Linked DNA regions of Homo sapiens: region 1 is linked to region 2. Evidence: read pairs that join two places in POLR2A ChIA-PET (ENCODE). Cell type or tissue: HepG2. All regions are shown on one strand.

Region 1 (5,000 bases), 910 kb after region 2:
GTGAGCTGAGATCGCACCACTGCACTCCAGCCGGGGTGACAGAGCAGGACTCCATCTCAAAAACACACACACACACACACACACACACACACACACACACACACACACACACAAATTAGCTGGGTGTGGTAGTGGGCACCTGTAATCCCAGCTACTTGGGAGGCTGAGGCAGAAGAATTGCTTGAACCCGGGAGACAGAGGTTGCAGTGAGCTGAGATCATGCCACTGCACTCTAGCCTGGGAGACAGAGCGAGACTCTGTCTCAGAAAAAAAAAAGAAAAGAAAGAAAAATAGGTATCCGCACACCACATGGCCCCTGAATGCAAGACAACTCCTTATCCTGGTGCTCAAGCAGCCTCTTCCAGCTGTGCTGAGACAGAATGTCAGTCTCTCGAGCCAGGCGCGGTGGCTTGCACCTGTAATCCCAGCACTTTGGGAGGCTGAGGCGGGTGGACCAAGAGGTCAGGAGTTCGAGACCAGCCTGGCCAATATGGTGAAACCCCGTCTCTACTAAAAATACAAAAATTAGCAGGGCACAGTGGCATGCACCTGTAGTCCCAGCTACTCTGGAGGCTGAGGCTGAAGAATCCCCTGAACCCAGGAGGCGGAGTTTGCAGTGAGCTGAGATCATGCCACTGCACTCCAGGCTGGGCGACACAGCGAGACTCCATCTCAAAAAAAAAAAAGGCAGTCTTCCGTGGAGAACCTTCCAAGGGCCGACTCTTCCCTCTTCTCCTCCACCCCTTCCCTTCCCTTTCCTGAATTGTTCAGTCCTGAAGCTATTAGGTGGGACAGAGCAAGGTAGATGCCTGTAGCATGGGAAAGGGAGGGCAGATGACTCACAGAGAGCATCAAAGCCCAGAGAGAATGAGGAGGGTGTCCAGAGTATGTGCGCTGGCACCTGACGTGGCATGTCGGAGCCCAGGCTGAGGAAAGTGACCCCGCAGGGGTCTGGCCAGCATGTGGTTCCTTTTGCCCATTCCCATTTCTCCTTCAGTGCACTGCTCTTCCTGGAGTAAGGAACGAATCCGGAGAAGCAGAAGGCAATGAGCCGGCTTTTAGAGCAGCCAAGGCTTGGTCCATGGCAGAGCCATTCAGCACAACATGCTCTATGACCACACCGCTGGGCTCGAGCCCAGCCAAGCAGCCTCCACGCAGGGGGACTGGACAATCAGCCGCTTCTCTGCCCGTTTCCTCATCCTTAAAGAGGAAACGTCAAGCCCTTGGCACAGCATCCAGCCCACAGTCAGTGTTCAGTGGACATGAGCTGCCTTCAGGGCAGCTCTGTCTTCAGGCCTCACAGGGTAGCTTTGAACAGGCAGAGCCAGAGGAGCTGGGGATGTCCCCTCTGTTGCTGTCTCCACGGTGGGAAATGGGCAGCTTGAAAACCTGATAGGAGCAACTTGGCTCTATCTATCAGAATGTGAAACATGCCAGCCCCTCAGCCCAGCTGTCACGCCCCTTGGACCCTGCTCTGCACCGACACCAGAACGAAGGCACAGGCACATTCACAAGGTGTTCACGGAGGCACCGATGGTGATAGGAAAACGCCGGAAGTTAGCGATGTGATCACCAACAGGGGACTGGGTAAACAGACCCCACTCAAAAGACCGAGGCCCAGCATGAACCATGCCACATAAGAATAGTGAAGAAAGTAAATGGCAGAATTCTATTTGTGGGATGATGTCATTTGTATGAAAACATAAAGTAACTAAACAGATAACAGTGTGCATTCCATCCAGAAATCGGTATACAAAAAATACAGCCACATGTATGTCTGAGTGTATGTACAAAATGAACATCTTTATGCAGGGGAAAAGTCTGGGAGGACAGACAGAAAGGCATGTCTGCAGAGTGGGGTGAGGAGGAACAGGAATGTTTACACTTCAAGAGTGCTGTACCGTTTGAATTGCTAGTAAAGAATGCAGGTCAATTTTATAGTCAAAAAACTAACATCAGGATGCTTAGGAGATACAGACTGAAACACTGAAGAATAAGGCACCAATGACTCAGCAATAATAAATACATAAGACGTGAATATTTTATCCATGTTATAGAGAAAGGGACAGAGAGAAACGGGAAAATTTGTTTGTTTGTTTTGTGTGTGACAGAGTCTTGATCTGTCGCCCAAGCTGGAGTGCACTGGTGCAATCTTGGCTCACTGCAACCTCCGCCTCCCAGGTTCAAGCAATTCTCCTGCCTCAGCCTCCCGAGTAGCTGGGATTAAAAGTGCCTGCCACAATATCTGGCTAATTTTTTGTATTTTTGGTAGAGACAGGGTTTCACCATGGTGGCCTGGCTGGTCTCCAACTCCTGGCCTCAGGTGATCCGCCCGCCTCGGCCTCCCAAAGTGCTGGGATTACAGGCATGAGCCACCACACCCCGCCCTTATGTTTGAAATATTTTTAAAATAAAGTTTAAAATATTAAATAAACAAAAATAAAGATCAAATGAAAGACAGTCAAGTTCCTGGGAAGCCCACTGCAGATGCAGATAGCAGAGGCCTGGATGGACCTGCAGTATCTTGGCAGGGCCTATGGCAAACCAGAAAGGGCTAGCGTTGAAACCCAGGTTCTAAATGGCTTTATTTTTTCCATGACTTTTTCCTCCTAATATTCAATGTCCTTGCAAGACTGATGGATCCTAGGGTTTGAATCCACAAAGAATCAAAAATGCAGTTTATGGTCTGACCAAGGGACTGAAGAAAGCCTGCGGTTGATCCTGGTGACCCCCCGATTGGCGTTTACAGTGCAGCCATGCCATGGCTGGGGGACATGGCTCAAGATGGAGTCCCTCCTCTCATGATCCAGCCACAAAGGCTTGCCTGAGTCCTTGGGAAGGTTCCAGATCAGGCTTCCCGTCAGACGCTGTCCTCACCTCCGATGATCTGCTCCAATGGCATCTGTGACTCCGCCAAAGCCCTGCTCTCTGGAAAAAGAGCAAACAAAGCAATTTCAGCAAACAGTGGAGAACAGGCCCTGCTCTTACAGGAAGCCCACGTTCACCCAGAAACGCATCATCCCGGCCCAGGCACATCTGGTTTCCTCTACACTCTTCACCCAGAGACCTAGGGATATTTCTACCCAGGTAGGAACAGAGCAGGAAGGAAATTGCTTTTAAGTATTGACAGCTCCCAACATTGAACCAGTGTTGCTTAATTAATGGGAATGCTGATGGGATTCCTCAGGCTCCCCTCCCTTGAGCAAATGGACAACTCCACCTTAGAAACACCATTGCCTTGGAGGTTAATCCTCAGTTCTCCTTGGCATTGTTTGTCCTTCATCAAAAGAGTAACCCAGAATTTCTCTCCCCTTCAGAGTGTACCCCTCAACTCCTTTTTGAATGAATAAGAAACAGATCAACAGTATCTCGTTGACTTGAGTGATCTAAATGAACCTCTGCCTAACTTCTGTTTCAAGCCACACATGACCTCACTCACTTCAGAAGGGCCTCCAGTTCCCGCTTGACTTTGCCCACAACGGGTGGCCCCCAGAAGGTGAGGGCCGTGTACAGCTGCACCAGGGAGGCCCCTGCCCGGATCTTCTCCAGCGCGTCCTGCCCGCTGCTCACACCACCAACCCCAATTATGGGAACTCGGCCTACAGAGAAGCACATGGCGACACCATAAAGAAGGATGTGGCTTCAGCCCCAGAGTCCCCCACAATCAAGACAGATTAGGGAATGATGATTCCCATCACGACCCAGGAGCCCAAGCCACACGCAGATCTGAAGACACAAACACGGGAAACCTTGCCTTGGGTGAGTGCATACATCTCCCGAATGGTTTGAGTTGATAAATCCCGGAGGGGCTTCCCACTCAGCCCTCCTGTTTCAGAGCGCAGGGCACCCTGGAGGCCCGCAGGGCGACTCACGGTGGTGTTCGTAACAATCAGCCCATCGATGCCCAACTGCAGTGCGAGATAGAGAAAAAGCCATGAGTCATAGCACCGAAGGACCCAGAGGCGCTTCTCTGGAGGTCGAAGGCAGCAGCCGGGCCAGGTACCCACACCTACAGCCCCCAAAGCAAGAGCTACACCAGACCTCACTACTCATCTTTTCCTCAACAAGTTTTAGAATGAGCCATAACATGACGACAGCAGCCATCACACGCTGACCACCCACAACATTCCCCTAGGACAGGGTCCAGTCCTTACAACAACCCAATTACAGTGTCTTGTCTGAGGCCCCCAGGTAGTAAGTGGTGGAACCAGGATTTGAACCCACGATGGCCGGGCTCAGTCTGTTTCCACTACTCTCCTATGCCACAGAGACCCGCTGTCCAGACAGGCTGGAGAGAGGAGTGAGAGAAAGAATTTTCAGTCCCAGTCAAGACTGGCCAAGGAGCCAAGCTCAAGCCTTAAACTTGCTGGATGCAGTTGACAAAAGAGAGGAAGAGGCATTAGAAAAACTCCTTCAAGCACTTATTCCAACATTCGCTTTTGACCACAGGGTGAGTTACACCATGACACACACCAAACCAGCCTTGAATACCAAGGAGAGGAAATCACAAAGAACGCCATTCTGGGCTAGCCCAGCTGGCCAAACGGCCTCTGCAGACCATGGGAGGCACACCCTGGGCCCAGGCCCCGACTCAAACCTCTTTGACCACACTGGCAATGTCCTCCTTATCCTGGCTGGTGAGGTCAGGAGCGATCTTCACCAGGACTGCCGGCCTGTGCACTCTCCGCAAGCCATCCCTCTCCTGCAGCACCTAGGGCGACACACGGCCAGAGCTGGGGACCCCGCAGACCACAGCCCTGCAGTGCAGCTGTGACCTACGCTGCAGGTCAGTGGGTTTCCACAATAGCGATCAAACTAAAGCAGAAACAATTTCTTTTCAGGAAAGCCAGCCCTCAGACGTGAGGAGTACAGTCGAGATGGATCCGATTCCATTCTTTTAGGCCAAGGGATCCCGTGGACATTGGCTAATAGCTCAAGGGTGTTTTAGACTTTTCTTTTCTTTTTTTTTTTTTTTTTTTGAGACAAGGTCGCACTCTGTC
Region 2 (5,000 bases):
TGGATACTACTCTGTTTTATTTTTTTGAGAGAGTCTCGCCTTGTCACCCAGGCAGGAATGCAATGGTGTGATCTCAGCTCAGTGCAAGCTTCGCCTCCCGGGTTCAAGTGATTCTCCTGCCTCAGCCTCCCAAGTAGCTGGGATTACAGGCGCCCGCCACCAGGCCCGGCTAACTTTTTTTGTATTTTTAACAGACACGGGGTTTTACCATGTTGGCCAGGCTGGTCTCGAACTCCTGACCTCAAGTGATCCTCCTGCCTCAGCCTCCTAAAGTATTGGAATTACAGGCTGAGCCATCACGCCTAGCCTACTCTAACTTTTAAAAGAAAGCTGTGGCCGGGCGTGGTGGCTAACCTCTGTAATCCTAGCACTTTGGGAGGCTGAGATAGGTGGATCACCAGGTCAGGAGATGGAGGCCATCCTGGCTAACACGGTGAAACCCCATCTCTACTAAAAATACAAAAAATTAGCTGGGCGTGGTGGAGGGCACCTGCAGTCCCAGCTACTCGGGAGGCTGAGGTGGGAGAATGGCATGAACCCGGGAGGCAGAGCTTGCAGTGAGCCGAGATCGCGACACTGCACTACAGCCTGGGCGACAGAGCGAGACTCTGTCTCAAAAAAAAAAAAAAAAAAAAAAAGAAAGTTGTGAGCTAAACATTTCATAATAACAACACACTGGAGTTTGGGTCTTTTTAGTGTTTTGCTAGTCAGGAAGTCTGCTCACGTGATCTATTAAAATAATAAAACTACAATAAAAACCCATAAACAAAAAGAAAACTGTAGTTGAGGCTGTGCATGCTGGAGTAGGGGGAGGGGTGGAGTGTACTGCTTCTGCAGTTTACTTTGGAATGAATAAAAGATGTAAGGCACATTGATAGCAGGATAAAGAGAAGGCTGTAAAATAGACAGCAAAGCATTAATTTCAGCAGCTGGGTGGTGGATACTTAAGTGTCTACTGTATGATTTTTTTTTCAACTCATCTCCTTGGTTGGAGATGTTCATAATGCAATGTGAGGGTAAAATACTAAAACCTAATGGTGAAATGTTCTCTCCTCTCTCGGCTCCACTGTGTAGAAGCTTCGAGGTCTCTTCTCAATCCCTGCTGTCCTCCCCTCCACCTTCCTACTCCTCTGGGAGAGTAGTAATGATGATCTGTTGTGTCTCTGAAGACAGGGCTCAGATTGGTTATTTCTGTTTTTGCAGACGAGGGCATACATTTCACTAGAGGTAGTAACATACCTGGTTAAGAGCGCTCAAGCTACTGCGGGAGAGGCCATGGAAATCTAATGGGATCTGACCATTCAGGAGGTGTCTGGATGCCCACGAGATGCCGGGCACATGTTGGTGTGGCAGGTGGAGTGGGGCTCAGTGGGTGCTGCAGACTAGAAAAATTTAAGATAGGATGTCCATGCGTCTTAAAGGAAACCCAGATAGCTCTTGGGGTTTTAAGGAGGGAGAAGATGCCTGGTGTCAGGCTGCCTGGGTTTGAATCCCAGCTCCTGGGACTTAATTCCTGTTTGTTCATCATCTGTAAAATGGGCTAATAGAATGACTTGCTTTGATAGGACTCTCGAATGACTTAAATGAGATAATACATGAAATGCACCTAGACGCAGTCTGCATATAGCATCAGAAAGGTGTTAAGGACTCTGCTTTTCTGCATTAGATTTCCCATCGTCTTCTTAGACCACACAACTGACGTTATTTTTATAATTTGGTTTTAATTAGCTTTGAACTTGACACGCTGTTGGTTTGGAGAATGGAAAGGTCAGTGGATTTTTTTTTTTTTTTTTTTTTTGGTGCGGAGCAGGGAGATGGAATTTCCCTGAAGAGAGATTATGACCGATGTTTAGTGAAATGACCTTGAGCCAGTAATTTAACCTTGGCCAATCTGTAGTGGCCTCATCTGAAGGAGGTGGAGCTTGGATTCCTCACTAAGTCTCCTTCAAGCACTAAGTGTGTGTTTGTAGGACTTTTTTTTTTTCCCAAAGGGATATCTCCATCTCCTCTCCTAAGTAATGGAGCAAAAAGTGATCTAGTGAAGTACTCAGGAAAATTAGAAAGTGATTCAAGTCCAGCTGCATTGTGGCTATGGCTTGCTCCACCCCTTCCCTGAGAAGTACCTAAGACATCATCCGTTGTGAGAAGGAAATGATGTTACCTTCACTGACATAATTTTATCATATTGTCCCACATAACCTGGGAGGTTTCAGTATTTGTTTGTTTCTTTTTAAATAGGACTTCCTGCAAGCATCAACACACATGTATTTCCCTTATGTGACCAAAATTAGATGCAAGTTAGAACGTAGGCTTGGAAACTGGCATAGAGTACACAGGACACTCAGGGGAACTATACTCCTTGGTAGTTTTCATTCCCTTACATGTATATTTTTCTGATTAAAGCTAGTGCATATTCACTCTAAAAAAATAAAGCCACAATCTAGAAATACACAGCTTAGAGGACAAAGATGGAAAAACGAGAATATATTTGACTTTGGTTCTTGTTATGGTTCGTGTTTGTATCTGTTTACATTTTGTAACCTTGGCAATACCACAGAATATCGTAAAAGGGGGAACAGCTTCTGGACGCAAGTGAGTGTTAGCTGGTGTTGCAAAGCTCACATACCCTCGTTGCATAAGTGAGTTCATTTGTATCGAAAACCACAGTGTCCGTGGCTCGGATGACTTAACATTGCCTTAGGAATCTCACTTTAATGTTCACATCAGTGTCCTTGCTTGTGGCTGTATCATCCCAATCTCCCTTCACTGTAGGGAGCACCTGCAGTCAAGTATGCAAAACTGTTTCCATGGCAACCCTTTGTTACCCATTAATTTAAAATATTCCAAAATTTTTCTCCAGCTGAAACTTTTTTTTTTTTTTTTTTAAATGGTGCATCCCTCCTCTTCCCTGTCGGTACGTTGGAAGTTAATCTCCTTGGCTACTGAAGTCATGATTGTTTTCTCCCTTCCCCCGACCTCTTTTGAAAGCTGAAGAGTGTGTGTGTGTGTGTGTGTGTGTGTGTGTGTGTGTGTGTGTGTGTGTGTGTAATGAAATAAATGGCTAATCCCAGAATCTCTGATTACAGCTCTGAGTCAACAAGTGGGAGGAAATGCCTCCCTTCTTGATTTGAAAGAAGGAGAACTTAATGCGAAACCGTCTTTAACATCTGAAACGATGTGCGAAGTATGTGCAACAGAAACAAAATCTCACCAAGCTCATGACCTGCCTGATGATTAGATGCATAAGTGGATCTGGAAAGTATACTTGAAAAACAGAGCAGCTCTTTGTAATGTGAATGGTGAATTGAATGGGTACTAGGAGGACTGAGTTTTGGCAACATACGTTTCATGCTGGTGTCAAGAGGTGTATAAGAAATAAGTCCACAGCTTATGTTTGGAAACTTTCACCTATGAAATGAAATGCAAATCAGTGGCAATAAACATGTTAAGGTTGCAAATTTGAACACAAATGAAGAAATGCAAAAGAAAGTTTTGCATAGCAATACTCATTTCACGTGAGTTAGTTATTACTATCAAATATGATATTGTAACGTCCAGGATGTGGGGTACGGCTCAGTGATGGCACCTTGTACCACATTTTACATTTTATGACTGTCATATACAAGTCTTTTGCATTTCTTACGTGTAGGTAATGATTTGGTCATTTATTCTTACCAGAACCGTAATCTTCCTTATTTTGGCAATGTACAGGCATTATTTTTGTTTTCTTCCGTAGTAGGTTTTATGAGTATTTCTAAATGTATCAGTTCTGATCTGTTATTCACTATTGGCAGTGGCTGAAAGAGCTAAGTGCTGGCTGTGTTTTATAGCTGTGTAGCTTTCAATTGCTATTGTCTGCTCCATAGCCCTTTAATTTCTGAAGCATCCTTGCCATTATGTCACAAGCGGGTTGTGTTCAGATCATTTCGGGTCTTAGGACTTTGGGCCTCGAGATACTTTGCACTTATAAAATCTGTCTGCAAGAGATCACACAGAATCCATTATCTCCTTATCGCCCGTCCTCTTTTTTTTTTAAGCTTATGTTTATTTTTCTTTTTTCCCCTCCAATTCCAAATAGTTTGGCAAAGATTTTTAGGTGCAGAAGAACCATAAAGGGGTGTTTTGATCAGATGCCGCTCCCCTCCCTTGGGGTGACAAAAATGGGCGAGAAGCTGTGTTTGTTAGGAGAGTATGAAGTATATTATTTTATTTTATTTTATTTATTTATCTATTGAGACTGAGTTTCACTCTTGTCACACAAGCTGGAGTACAGTGGCAAGATCTCAGCTCACTGCAACCTCCACCTCCCGTGTTCAAGTGATTCTCCTGCCTCAGCCTCCCAAGTAGCTGGGATTACAGGCGCCCGCCACCACGCCTGGCTAATTTTTGTAATTTCAGTGGAGACGGAGTTTCACCATGTTGGCCAGGCTGGTGTTGAACTCCTGACCTCCAGTGATCCGCCCACTTCGGCCTCCCAAAGTGCTGGGATTACAGGCGTGAGCCACCGCGCCCAGCCTGTTTTCTTTTTTAAGTGAACGTTTCTTTTCCTCTTGTCCTCCTTTTCATGCTGGGGGGCTGGGAGCCCAGCACATCCATGTGACTGCATTCGGTTCAGCATAATTGATGCGGTCTCCTTTCCCACAGCTGATGAGGATTATGTCAGCTTGGTTTAACAGTCTCATTTTCTGCTCCCAGTGCACACTTGTTTTAATGTGTTTCGGTTAATGAGGTAGAAGAGAGAATGAGGTGTTACTGTTTATGTACAGCCAGCTTGCGTGGAGGGCCCTGTCGCAGCCCGCGTGGCCCCAGGCATCCTCTGGGGCAAGAGCCACAGGGCGAGGCCACCTTTCAGAACACAGTTTTTCCTGGCTGAGGAATGCAGATCCTGATGATGACCTGTAAGCTTTGCCAAATAGTCTTATTTCTACCATTTGTGTTCTCTAGACATATCGTTCTCATGTAATGATGAAAAGATTAAACTTGGCTTAGAGCTTGGGGTG

The links. Peaks named below come from ENCODE experiments on the same cell type or tissue, not always from the same donor. Only the 100,000 strongest peaks of a DNase experiment are listed, where the experiment ranks them.
Region 1: POLR2A ChIA-PET joins it to region 2 with 5 read pairs; 1 of 35 experiments calls an interaction of 5 or more read pairs at or near these places.

The regions. Positions count from the first base shown.
Region 1 is chr16:72,022,073-72,027,072 of GRCh38, reverse strand. It overlaps DHODH (dihydroorotate dehydrogenase (quinone)), which reads right to left. Exons shown (of 9, transcript NM_001361.5): 6 at 4,598-4,711; 7 at 3,755-3,908; 8 at 3,440-3,599; 9 at 1-2,928. The coding sequence ends at 2,874. Among named protein-coding and RNA genes, the nearest start is that of DHODH, 16 kb to the right of the region's middle. RefSeq lists an enhancer at 2,466-3,665. In HepG2, no CTCF peak of the experiment used is centred here; DNase peaks (open chromatin) are centred at 1,472, 1,872 and 2,932.
Region 2 is chr16:72,929,452-72,934,451 of GRCh38, reverse strand. The region is part of intron 3 of ZFHX3 (zinc finger homeobox 3); the gene reads left to right. Among named protein-coding and RNA genes, the nearest start is that of ZFHX3, 120 kb to the left of the region's middle. In HepG2, no CTCF peak of the experiment used is centred here; a DNase peak (open chromatin) is centred at 2,631.